Regions from separate parts of the Homo sapiens genome. Here region 2 is linked to region 1. A link is a contact called in ENCODE Hi-C or POLR2A ChIA-PET data. All regions are on one chromosome and are shown on one strand. The core of a region is the stretch at or near the end of the contact, and the rest is flanking DNA. Distances in the headings are between cores, read along the strand shown.

Region 1 (3,398 bases), core at 556-3,055:
GGACTACAGATGTGCACCACCACACCTGGCTAATTGGTTTTTTTGTTGTTGGTTTTTGTTTGTTTGTTTGTTTGTTTTTTAGAAACAAAAATCTTGCTATGTTGCCCAGGCTGGTCTCAAACTCCTGGCTGCAAGTTATTCTCCCTCCTTGGCCTCCCAAAGTGCTGGGATTACAGAGATGAGCCACCATGCCCAGCCTGGTCCCAATTCTTTATCCCACTATTATAAATTATCTCTCCACACATTTGCTATGGCCTCATGGTGATGAAGTGTACTTCCTTTCTCTATGACTTTGATCTTGGCCGCATGACTTGCTTTGAGGAAAGGGATGGTGGTGGATGTGTTGGGAGCTGAGGCTCGGAATGTTCTTGCACAAATGGGCTTTCCTTCTAATGTTCCTCTTTTTTCACCAGGAGTAGAGAATGCCTTAGGTAGCCATTGATCCAACAAGGATGGGAAACATATAGCGTTAAGCTGGACCCAACCTGCAGGCCAGAGCCAAACCCTACCTAGATCAGCTGAACCTCAGCCAACCCTCAGACACATGAACAGGAAATAAATGCTTGCTGCTATACATCACTGAGTTTTGGGGTGACTGGTTATATGGAATTACTTGAAAATAACTGTGTGATAAAAGCTTTCAACAAAGGAGTGATTTGATAGCCTTTTTGTAAAGACCACTCTGGCAGTGGTGAGGAGACTGGATTGTGAAAGACTCATGGAAATGAGAAAATGAGCTTGAAGCCCATTGCAGTTGTCTGGGTTGGATCCCACAGTGGGTTCGACTGTGGAGGTAGTGGTGGAGATGAAGAGAAGCGAATGGATTCTAGATGTATGTGGGAGATAAGAGCTGACAGGATTTGCTGATAGGCTGAGTTTGGGGATGTGACCACAACATTATGCAATTTCAGAAGGAAGCACACACAGGAAGTGGTGCAATTTGGCACCACTGGATACAGTGAGGAGAGAAATGGAGATGGATGAATGTCTTCTAGATTTTTGGCTTCTGCGACTGGGAGGATGGGGGGTCATTTACCAAGAGAGGAAGACCTGGGAGGAAGAAAATTGATGAGTGTGGGTGGCGGGAGGCGGGGACCAGGAGGACCAATATCTCTGTTTTGGCCATGCTAAGTTTGAAGTGTCCATTGAATCTAAATGGAGATGTCAAGTAGGCAGTTCGATATATGCGTCCAGAGCTCAGTGGAGCAATCAGGGCTGGAGTTATAAATGAATGAACCAACATTTGACAGTGGTGTAGCATGCCTTTGCTCAGGCTGTTCCCTTTGCCACATCTTCCCTGGCCACTTAGCTCCTATTTCTGCTTTAAGACCCAGTTCAAACATCACCTCCATGCAGAGTTTGTGGTTCTCACCTCTGTGTTCCCAGAGTTCACTGTAAATATCTCACATGTTCCAAATAGCCTGCCTCCCCCACTAGACCACAAACTCTGAGAATCTTTGTATTCCCAGCACCTAACTGAATGCTTGGCACATGGAAGATGCTCAATAACATCAACTTCCTTCCTTCAAGGCATTGGGCTGGGTACTTATAAAAGCAATGCTCCATTTAAACTTCTCCACAGTGCAGAGGGTATGTTGTCATTCCATTTCAAAGTTAATCACACTGAGGCCCTGAGGGATTAAGGTCCTGCCCAAAGTTTCTGCAAGTGGAAGCATCTGGATCTGTCTGATTTCACTGCCTGGGCTCTTTCCACGTTGCCTCTGCCCCACTCCTGCCTCCCATCCCCTCCCTCCTCCCACTCCCTTGCAGCCCTCCTCCTCCCTGGCAGGGCTCCCACGCTGCCTGCGCCTCCACACAGGATGTGCTTCCTGAAGTTCCTGGTCCAGATGGCCCACGGAAGCTGCTCCTCATAAATCACCAGGCCTCGCAGAGCTGTGCTCAGCCACTTTCTCCTCTCAATCTCCCCAGGTCCCAGTGCGTGGGCCCCATCTGCCCAGTCAGCAGAACTGGCTTCTCTAGACTGGGGAGCAGATCTATGGTCCCCCTCCCCAGCAGGGCCAGGAGCCATGGAGCAGATTCCTGAGAGCTGATGAGGGGACTCACAGAGCATCTTTGTTAGGGACTAGGAGGTGACTAAATAAGATGCACAGTGCTTAAAACTTTGCCCCCAGTGGAGGTGCAGGTGCAAAGGGTTAAGAAATCCACCTGCCAGCCAGGCCCTATCACCACTGGGTATTCGGACCCCTTTGCTCCCTAAGACACCATGCCACAGGGCAATTGCATGCTTGGCACCACCAAGTCCCCAAATACATTTCCCAATACAGATCAGCAGCTTCAGTGACAACCCGCTCGAGGCCCAGCACACCTTGGACAAGTCACTTCCCTTCCCTGAACTTTCATTTTTTTTATTTGTAAATTGCAGATAATAGTATCTGCCTCTCAGCTATGCTAAGAAGTCAACAGACAGTGTTTCAAAAAGGCACATGGTGAGTCCCCAGAACATGGTAGGAATATAAATGCAAGGCACCCTTGAGTATTGCCCTACTCAAAAATGGGCCAGAAGTGGGGACAACAGGGACCTGACTCCCTTTTTTTTTATTCCATTACCACCATCTCCTTAATGTTTCCAAAGCACAGACTGATCTGATGTGTCCCTCCTCTGCCTAAAAATCATTCAGTGGTCCTGATGTCACCTTAGGCAGTAATTCTCCATATCTTCTTTTCTGTAACTTTAAAAACTACAGTTTGGGACCATATACTTGGAGGCTGTGGCAAAGTTGGCTAGCTGCCCACCAAAAATGCATGCTCCTGTTCCATGGTACGAGGTTGTCAGATCATGGTTGCCCAATCGGAATGACACTTTCTAGCCTCTCTTGCACTAGACGGAACCACATGACTACTTCTTATCACTGAAACATGAGTGAAAGGTATATGCCTCTCCCTTCCAAGCAGAGGTGCCTTTGCCCCACCTTCTCTTTCCTTGTCTGCTAGCTGGAAGAAAGGATTCTAAGTTGCAAGAACTTGGTGGAGCCATAAAACGAAAGGTGCCTCAATCCATGAATGGCCCTGTGGAACAGAGAGCCAGCACTGTCAATTGAGTACTCACTTTCTGCACTTGAAGGAAAATTTTTTGAGGCCAATAATATTTTACACTTTATCTGTGACAGCAGCTAGCATTACCCTAACTCAAAGGAGTTAAAAGATTCAAAATAGCATAAAACAAATCAATAATAATGATGGTGCAATCATGACTATAGTATAACAGTACCTCACAGAATCTATAAAGGCACATACCTGTGCTGACTATTTAACAGAGACCTATGGGTACCACATATCAATTTGAGTAGACTTAGTGCCCTGGTCTTGCTCCCTATATGCCCATAAAATGCCACCCTTGACTGTTCTACTAAGCATGCCTCTTTGCATCTTGTCACACA
Region 2 (3,398 bases), core at 528-3,027, 110 kb after region 1:
CCTTGATTACACCTGAGAATCTTCTGGAGACCCCATGCCCAGAGGCCACTAATCTGTTGGCCTGTTGTGGGGATGGGCTTTTATATTTTCTAAGTACCCCAGGTGATTCTAAAAGACAGCCATAGTTGAGAACCACCAACAGTTGATCCATAAACACATATGGAACACTGGTTGAAGGCTAGGCACTGGGTGAACAGAGATGTCCTCCAAAAAAAGCTTCTACCTAGTATGGAAAATATAAAGGTAAACAGATGATTCAAATGAGCTCATTTCAAGTGTTTGTTTTTGTTATTTTTTTAATTTAACAAACGTTTATATCACTGTCCAGTTGCTAGGCAATGTTCTAGGCACTTTATAAATTTACAAATTTAACCAGTTTAGATCTCAGACCTTAGAACAGTGGTGAAGGTATTATTACTATCCCCATTCTCCAGATGATGTAACTAAGACACATGGAGCTTAAGTAACTTAGATAAAGTCACAACATCTCATCAGTGACTGAGCCAGGGTTCTGACCCAGAGAACTGGACTTCATGTTTCTAACCACCATTCTCTGAAGGCAGTAGTTCCCACCTCATAGTAGAATTTGTGCAGGACACAGATTCTTGGCCCCATTCACCTCCCCTCATACCCCCTCCACCCTTAGGTTTTGGTTCAATCAGCTGAGATGAGACATGGGAACATACATTTTTTTTTCACATGTCCCAGGTGATTCAGACACAGGTGTCCTGGGGACTATCCTCTAAGAAACTCTCTTATTAAATAAGGTGTGGTGGTTTTAAATTGTGTCTACAAATGCTATGACACTCCCTCTAAAAAAATGAACCCTCCCCTTAAGAATCAGCTGAACTTAGTGACTTGCTTCTAACAAACAGAATACAGAAGAAATGATATTAAATAATATGTGATAAGTGGCTTCCAAGAGGAAGGGGCAGAACAAGGGCCAGCCCTTGAGCCAGGTGAGATATGAGAAGCACCAGGATGTACCATGCAGAGCATAAGAGACACTGCGGCTTCCTCGTTGCCCTCTCTTAGGCCACTCATTTTGGGGGAAGCCAGCTAGCTGCCCTGCTCTGAGGACACTCAAGCAGTCCTATGAAGGAGCCTGCATGGAGAGAAACTGAGGCCTCTTGCCAATAGCAGTACCATCTTGACACCCACATGAGTGCACCGTCTTGAAACTGGTCCCTCCAGCCCATCTGGCCTTCAGATAGAGTGACCATACATCCCAGCTTGCCTAGAACAGTCCTGGTTTATCCTGTTGACTGTGCATTCCATGCAATTTACCATTTGTCCTGGATAAAACTATCCTAGTTTAACCAATGGTAAATGATATAGTTATCCTGTTGAGGAACCCAAATTGCAGGCTAAGGCATTTGGACTTCACCCTGGAGGCTGTGGGGAGCCATGGAAGGGTTTTAAGCTTAGGAGTGATCTCATTCCAATTGTGTTTTAGAAAGATCCATTTGCAGAAAATGCACCAGTGTGCGGGAGGAACTGGTATGGAGGGTGGACTGGTTTGGAGAATGGGTGTGGAGGCTTGACCAGGGGAAAACAAGATGAGAAGCCAGGGAGGAGATAAACACAGTCCCTCAGCCAGAGTGGTCAGTGATCATGACCGCCTATATGAAGGCTGGAGCAGTGGAAGATGGGGTCACAGTAAGTTTAGGAAAACTTAGGAGATATTAAACAAACTTGGCTGCGGTAAGAGACAGAGAAGCAGCAGCCAGGGGTGATTCTGAGGCTATCAAGGGGGTATGGCCCCCACATTTCAGAGCCCAGAGCTCTGTCTAAAAATAGCTCTCAAATGAGTCACCTCAATTGCAGCCAACAAGGAATTGGCTGGTTTGTTATTGAATTGCAGGATGTTTGGCCAAACGGACTGAAACCATGTGTAGCCTTGGCTCGAGAAGTTCCCACTGGACCCAGTCTCTTGCTAGGGGCAGTGCCATAGCCCTGATGCATGCATAATCTCACTTTCTTCTCACAACAAATCAGCGAGAATGCCATAATTTCTTCTCATTTATCAGGCCTGATAGAAGCTGCCAAATGCTTCTAGAATGTAGGCTCTGTAGGCGGCGCAGCCAGAATTCAAACCCAGACCTCCTCAGATATTTGGTATCAGCTGGAAAGAGGTTTTTTTGGGTAAAATCCCTAGAAACATTCTCTTGCCTCCTTCCAGCTGGGATACATTGGCTGAACTCGAGTCACCCTCCTAATAAAAATTCCATGTTCCATCAGCAGAATGCTTCCATCCCAATTAGATCAATTTTCTCTAAGTAGCAATAAATGTGCTTTTCTTTCAGAGGCCAGCCCGACACATTAAGTAGGCTTGGGGCAGCCATTCCCCAAGCCTCTGGCTACGAGTGTGTGGGGTCAGGGGTCACAGCACCACCACCTCCAGCTCATTAGTGGGGCCCATTCATCTTTGCTGGGACACCAGCACTCAACATGGTGGCAGGGCTCAGGGTGGGGGTGTGTGGGCAATTCATCAGGGACTCTGGTTCGCCAGAGACAGGAGCAGAAAAGCAGGCCTGCTCACAGGCCGGCAGGAGCCCTAGGCCCAAGAGCTGAGAACCGGAGCTGCCTGGTTAAAGGTTAACCTGGTCTAGGATGTCTGTCTGTAAGGACTCACAGCCAGCTTGTAGGGAAGGAAGGGCCCAGGGCAGGCTCCTTTCAGATGCATCCGGCTCCTGCCTGCTAACAGTTTCCCTTCCGGCCAACTCCCCAAGCCGATCCTTGAAATCCATCTAAGCAAGGCCTACAGGGGCCTGGAGAATGATACTGTCACTCTCCTGTGGTGCGGGGACCTGCCTGGAATAGGCCCTTTGATTTGCAAATCCAGACACTGGAAATGGGAGCCTAAGAGAGCCCCACTCTATCCTGCCCTGCCTGGGCCACTGGGCCTGGTAGAAGCTTGACCAAAAGAATGAGACCTCTCAACTTCCCCAGGACTAAAGCTCAGCCTGCATCAACCTGTGAACCCACACACACAGCCCAAGTCACCCTGAGCCAAGCAGAACTGCAGCTCTGGACATGGGATTCTCAGAGTGGCATGGTAGTAGTTTGCTACGGATGCTGTATTGATGTACCACAAACTAAGTGGCTTAACAGATATTTATTCTCTCCCAGCTCTGGATGCTAGAAGTCCCAGATCAAGGTGCCAGCAGAACCATGTTCCCTCTGAAGGAGCTAGGGAAGGTTCTGCTCCAGGCCTCTCTCCCAGCTTCTGATAGTTCCCTGGCCTGTGACAGCATAACTCCAATCTTCACCTGGCGTTCTGCATGTGTGTGTATGCACCTGTGTTCAGATTTCTCCATGTGTGGTGTGTGTGTGTATGTGCATGTGTGCAACAAGGTCTTGCTCTGTCACCCAGGCTAGAGTGCAGTGGCACAATC

The links. Hi-C counts contacts between places; a loop is a spot of excess contacts on that map. ChIA-PET counts read pairs that join two places held with the same protein, here RNA polymerase II (POLR2A). Pooled maps may share reads with other maps.
Region 2: a map of ascending aorta shows a loop between it and region 1 (2.3-fold over the local background). The contact joins two enhancer-like sites. A Hi-C loop is called at or near these places in 2 of 168 maps with a recorded cell type or tissue (aorta and ascending aorta) and 5 of 50 pooled maps. POLR2A ChIA-PET finds 5 or more read pairs at or near these places in 2 of 52 experiments (A673 and H1).

Annotation. Positions count from the first base shown.
Region 1 is chr20:40,752,786-40,756,183 of GRCh38, forward strand. No RefSeq gene overlaps it. Among named protein-coding and RNA genes, the nearest start is that of SNORD154, 40 kb to the left of the region's middle. Within about 2 kb of position 1,806, at least 4 of the 41 ENCODE cell types and tissues checked have a DNase peak (open chromatin) inside an H3K27ac peak, as active enhancers do; they include ascending aorta, where a contact is called at or near this core.
Region 2 is chr20:40,867,179-40,870,576 of GRCh38, forward strand. No RefSeq gene overlaps it. Among named protein-coding and RNA genes, the nearest start is that of SNORD154, 150 kb to the left of the region's middle. Within about 2 kb of position 1,778, at least 4 of the 41 ENCODE cell types and tissues checked have a DNase peak (open chromatin) inside an H3K27ac peak, as active enhancers do; they include ascending aorta, where a contact is called at or near this core.